Regions from separate parts of the Homo sapiens genome. Here region 1 is linked to region 2. Evidence: read pairs that join two places in POLR2A ChIA-PET (ENCODE). Cell type or tissue: A673. All regions are shown on one strand. Links, peaks and the distances in the headings refer to the core of each region. The heading gives the core; the rest is flanking DNA. Region 1 overlaps MTA3 (metastasis associated 1 family member 3). Region 2 overlaps KCNG3 (potassium voltage-gated channel modifier subfamily G member 3).

What was found. Peaks named below come from ENCODE experiments on the same cell type or tissue, not always from the same donor. Only the 100,000 strongest peaks of a DNase experiment are listed, where the experiment ranks them.
Region 1: POLR2A ChIA-PET joins it to region 2 with 5 read pairs; 5 of 35 experiments call an interaction of 5 or more read pairs at or near these places.

The regions. Positions count from the first base shown.
Region 1 is chr2:42,612,497-42,615,414 of GRCh38, forward strand. All of the region lies in intron 4 of MTA3 (metastasis associated 1 family member 3), which reads left to right. The region is part of intron 2 of LOC105374555 (a long non-coding RNA gene); the gene reads right to left. Among named protein-coding and RNA genes, the nearest start is that of MTA3, 45 kb to the left of the region's middle. In A673, for the core only: no CTCF peak of the experiment used is centred there; a DNase peak (open chromatin) is centred at 1,325.
Region 2 is chr2:42,473,743-42,476,660 of GRCh38, forward strand. The region is part of intron 1 of KCNG3 (potassium voltage-gated channel modifier subfamily G member 3); the gene reads right to left. Among named protein-coding and RNA genes, the nearest start is that of KCNG3, 19 kb to the right of the region's middle. In A673, for the core only: no CTCF peak of the experiment used is centred there; no DNase peak of the experiment used is centred there.

The DNA.
Region 1 (2,918 bases), core at 204-2,703, 140 kb after region 2:
TGAGTCATGAGCATGGCCTCCATTTATTTAATTGGAAGACACTAGAATATAAAGATTAATTTTAAGTTTAAGAAGTTATGTGGGGCTGGGTGTGGTGGCTCACACCTGTAATCCCAGCACTTTGTGAGCCAAGGCAGGTGGATCCCTTTAGGTCAGGATTCTGAGACCAGCCTAGCCAACATGGTGAAACCTCCTCTCTACTAAAAACACAAAAATTAGCTGAGCATGGTGGCACATGCCTGTAATCCCAGCTACTCTGGAGGCTGAGGCAGAAGAATCATTTAAACCTGGGAGGTGAAGGTTGCAGTGAGCCAAGATCGCACTACTGTACTCCAGCCTGGGCAACAAGAGAGACTCTTGTCTCAAAAAATAAATAAATAAATAAATAATGAAAAAGAAGTTACGTGGCCAGTCTTAAGACTCTTGCCAGAACAAGAATCTGACAAATGGTTTTAAAAATGTATCTAAAAGACACAAGTATATTTTTAATTTACTCTCCTGATAGCTTGAAATCTGTTTATAAGTAACGTTGGTTTCTTTTAACAGATTGCCTGGAATGGAAAAACTAGTGATGTGTTTTTTGTCTTCCATAAGGACTGAGAGAGTATATTAAAATATAATTATCAAGACACTTCTTTGTTGAACATAGAAATTACATAGTCTACATGATCGTTTAGTTACTGTTGAACACATTTCCTGAGTATATTCTAGCTTAGGGAGCTTAATAAGTGCTTGATAATTGAGACAAGGGACCTAGCTTATAAATTCAGTGAGTTTACCGGGTGGTAATTCCTTTGAATTATGATGAAGAGACATAGACATTTGGGGCTTTTTGTTTTTTTCCAAATTGAGGAGGAATAGGGCAGAGCCGAGTTTTCTCATTTTAGCTTTGTTTAGCCATCATTTTTAAACAGCTGAATGGGGTTAGGGGCAGTCCCTGGCCAAGGCATGGAGCTGTGCTAACCAGCCCACATGCTGATGTAGAACAAGTGCACATTGGAGTGGTCTTGACATTTTGCTAATGTTGAAGTCATGCCTTATCTTTTTGGCTTTAAAAGGAGAAAATTATCAAAGCCCCATCGTTCTTTGGCAGCAAAGAGGGTAATTTGGTGAATACTGATGTTTTACTCTCAGGGACACTATCAAGTGCCCAGAATTTCCTTGGTGCTCTTTGGAACATAGAAGAAAACCTGACTGAGGCATTCTTGAGTTGCTTTTTAGTCTGTGAACTATAATATTCATGAGACGCTTAACACTTCCCAAAGTGGCAGGGAGGAAACTCTTTGTTTCTTCTGATTCCACCGGAAGAGAGAGTGGACAGGACCCAGGACTTTTCGGAGTAGAGTTAGTGATTCATCTCTTGTTTGTGAGATAGATGGGGCTTGAGTAGTGAGTATCCCTTTGGGACATTTTTTTGAGGGGAAGTGAGAGGCAGCATGCTTCATTTATGCACAGTGATTGAGGTCGCTGAATAATAGATTATATGTTGCAAACATTATTAAGCACTATAAGCCTTGTTATGTCAGCTGCTAGATATCATATGTATTTATTTTACTATATTCAGTTCCAATATGTGTGTATGACTTAATATCTTCATTAATAGATTTTCTTTTTTTCTGAGACGGAGTTTTGCTCTTGCTGCCCAGACTGGAGTGCAGTGGCACGATCTTGGCTCACCGAAACCTCTGCTTCCCGGTGGTAGGTGATTCTCTTGCCTCAGCCTCCCGAGTAGCTGGGATTACAGGCAAGTGCCAGCACACCCGGCTAATTTTGTATTTTTAGTACAGACGGGGTTTCTCCATGTTGGTCAGGCTAGTCTGAAACTCCCGAGCTCAGGTGATCTACCCGCCTCAGTCTCCCAAAGTGCTGGGATTACAGGCGTGAGCCACTGCGCCCAGCCTGATAGATTTTCTTACTACAAATATTCAATAACTTTTAAATTTGTATCATCTGACTTACAAATATCTTTTCATTGTGCATTCATTCATAAGTAGACTGAAAATTTGTAAATTTGAGATGGGCAACACAACTCCTCACAATTATGTAGCTATTTCTTTTATCTCATCTCTAAACCTACCCTTCCATTATCTGCTTTGTGATGCTCGGGCTGTTGTACTCATTATATTAATATATAACCCAGTCTTATATATAACTCGTGTAATATAGTGAATTCGGCTTTAAAATATTCTAATATTCAGCTGGGTGCAGTGGCTCATGCCTGTAATCCTAGGACTTTGAGAGGCCGGGGTGGGAGGATTACATGAACCTTGTAGTTAAAGACCAGCCTGGGCAACATTGGGACACCCTGTCTCTATAAATAATAAAAAAATTAGCATGGCATGGCAGCGTATGCCTGTATTCCCAGAAGTATTTGGGAAGTTGAGGTAGGAGGATTGCTTGAGCCCAGGAGTTCAAGGCTATAGTGAGCCATGATTGTGACACTGTACTTTAGCCTGGGTGACAGAGCAAGACTCTGTCTTAAAAAAAAAAAAAACAAAAAGCAGAAAACCTAGGCTGGGCACGGTGACTCATGACTGTAATCCCGGCACTTCTGGAGGCCGAGGCAGGTGGATCAACTGAGGTCAGGAGTTGAAGGCCAGCCTGGCCAACGTGGCGAAACCCCATCTCTCCTAAAAATACAAAAATTAGCTGGTCATGGTGGCACGTGCCTGTAATCCCAGCTCCTCTGGAGGCTGAGGCAGGAGAATTGCTTGACTTCATCTTAGATTATAAGGTTCTTGAAGATCTATTGTCTGTTTTTTTCTTTTTTTTTTTTTTAATGTTTACTATGGAACACTGTATCCAATAGCCATTCAGGATTTGAACCTTGTATAGTGTTTACATTTAATTTTACTTTTATTTTTTATTTTTTTTGATGGATTCTCGCTCTGTCACCTAGGCTGGATCTGGGCCTAGTG
Region 2 (2,918 bases), core at 220-2,719:
ATAAGGAATTCGGTTTTTAAATGCTTAAATTTTGCTTTATTTTCAACACTTATATTAGAAAAAAAAAATCTTCAAAGCATTTGCTGTAATGACTTAGCACCAACATTTAAATAAATTATTCAGGTTAGGCCAGGCGCGGTGGCTCACGCCTGTAATCCCACCACTTTGGGAAGCAGAGGCAGCTGGATCACTTGAGGCCAGGAGTTCGAGACCAGCCTGGCCAACATGGTGAAACCCCGTCTCTACTAAAAATACAAAAATTAGCTGGGTGTGGTGGTACACACCTGCAGTCCCAGCTACTTGGGAGGCTGAGGCAGGAGAATCGCTTGAACCCAGGAGGCAGAGGTTGCAGTGAGCCGAGATCACCCCTTGCTGACCATCCTTATCTTCTGACTCTTGGTGATGCTATTTTGACTTAGTGACCTAGAGCAGTGGGATCCCACAACCCTTGCTCTGGGCGACAGAGCAAGAGTTCATCTCGGAGAGAAAAAAAAACACTGTTCGGCCAGGCATGGTGGCTCATACCTGTAATCCCAGCACTTTGGGAGGCCAAGGTGGGCGGATCACCTGAGTTCAGGAGTTCGAGACCAGCCTGGCCAACGTGGTGAAACCCTGTCTCTACTAAAAATACAAAAATTAGCTGGGCATGGTGACGCATGCCTATAATCCCAGCTACTCGGGAGGCTGAGGCACGAGAATCGCTTGAACCCAGGAGGCGCAGGTTGCAGTGAGCCAAGATGGCACTACTGCACTCTAGCCTGGTGACAGAGCAAGACTCCATCTCAAAAGAAAAAATAAATATATTTTAAAAACGGTTATGAATCTAAATATTATGTTTTGATATACCTACCAACTCTCATTTTAAAAAATATATACTAATCTTTAACAGAAAATTTACATTGCTACTTCTTCTCATATATTTCTATTCTGCTTCTCCCACTTAATTTTGCCCTGATATATTTTTTAAACATTTGTCAAATTTTATCAAATCTTACACTTAAGTTTTATGCACTACATTGTAATTTTCACTTAAAATTTTTGTTGTAAAACAAAAAGAAAATTACATATGGACAAATTAAAGAGAACACATAAAGGGGAATTCTTTTGTTCTGATGAATCCTTTGAAAGCAATAGGTTTGGGAGGAGCCAGCCTGCCTTACTCCAGTGGCAGCTGACCCAATGTACACGACTTCTGCAAACTAATCATAATTAGACCAGGCTACACAAGGGCAAGGAAGCTACCTTATTTCCTGTCTTCTCATCATTGTGTCCTTAGCACACAGTACACAGGTGTTCAGTATATTTGCTGAACAAACTTCTATAACAAAGGTTTAAAAGGACCTACTGTAATATATTTTGATACTTGAAATTTTGTAAACACCCATTACCTTTCTCTGCAACAACAAAAAATAGGCTTACAATTTAACTGTTTAAAATTTCCTGTGCTACTGGGTGCAGTGTAGTCCCAGCTACTTGAGAGGCTGAGGCAGGAGGATAGCCTGAGCCAGGAATTTGGTGCTTCAGTGAGTTATGATCACACCACTGTACTCCAGCCTGAGTGACAGAACAAGCCTCTGTCTCTTTTTTTTTTTTTTTTTTTTGAGATAGAGTCTCGCTCTGTCGCCCAGGCTGGAGGAGTACAGTGGTGCGATCTTGGCTCACTGCAACCTCTTTCTCCCAGGTTCAAGTGATTCTCGTGCCTCAGCCTCCCGGATAGCTGGGATAAGAGGTGCACATCATTACACCTGGCTAATTCTTTTATTTTTTTGTAGACACGGGATTTCGCCATGTTGGCCAAGCTGGTCTCGAACTCCTGGCCTCAACTGATCTGCCCACCTCAGCCTCCCAAAGTTCTGTGATTACAGGCATGAGCTGCTGCGCCCGGTCTGAGACTCTGTCTCTTTAAAAAAAAAAAAAAAAAAATTCCTGTGACTGTAAATTGTGTCAAATTTTTTCATCAAGTTACCACTCCAAGTATTAATAGGATGCAATTGATCAAAACATGAATATTACAAAATTCAGTATAAAATTAATAAAATCGGGCCAAGCACAGTGGCTCAGCCTGTAATCCCAGCACTTAAGGAAGCCAAGGTGGGTGGATCACCTGAAGTCAGGAGTTTCTGAGACTAGCCTGACCAACATGGTGAAACCCCGTATCTACTAAAAATACAAAATTAGCCAGGAGTGGTGGCACATGCCTGTAATCCCAGCTACTCGGGAGGCTGAGGCAGGAGAATCACTTGAACCCGGGAGACAGAGGTTGCAGTGAGCCAAGATCGTGCCATTGCACCCCAGCCTGGGCAACAAGAGTGAACTCCGTCTCATATAATAATAATAATTAATAAAACATTAAAATTCTATTGAAACTTTTTAAATAAAGTAAGTACAGTTTTTTAAAATTTTTTCAATTATTCATGTCTCTTTATCTGTTACAAATTTTACAACCAGGCCGGGCGCAGTGACTCAAACCTGTTATCCCAGCACTTTGGGAAGCCGAGGTGGGAGGATTGCTTGAACTCAGGAGTTCGAGACCAGCCTGGGCAACATAGAGAAACCCAGTCTCTACAAAAAAAAAATACAAAAAATTAGCCAGGTACAGTGGCACAGGCCTGGAATCTCAGCTACTTGAGAGGCTGAAGTGGGAGGATTGCCTGAGCCCAGGAGGTTAAGGCTGCAGTGGGCTGAGATCATGCCACTGTAATCCAGCCTGGACAACAGAGTGAGATCCTTCTCAATAAAAATTTAAAAAAAAAAAAATTTTTGAGACAGAATCTTGCTCTGTCACCCCAGCTGGAGTGCAGTGGCACGATCTCAGCTCACTGCAACCTCTACCTCCCGGGTTCAAGAGATTCTCATGCCTAAGCCTCCCAAGTAGCTGGGGTTATAGGCGCACACCACCATGCCTGGCTAATGTTTTT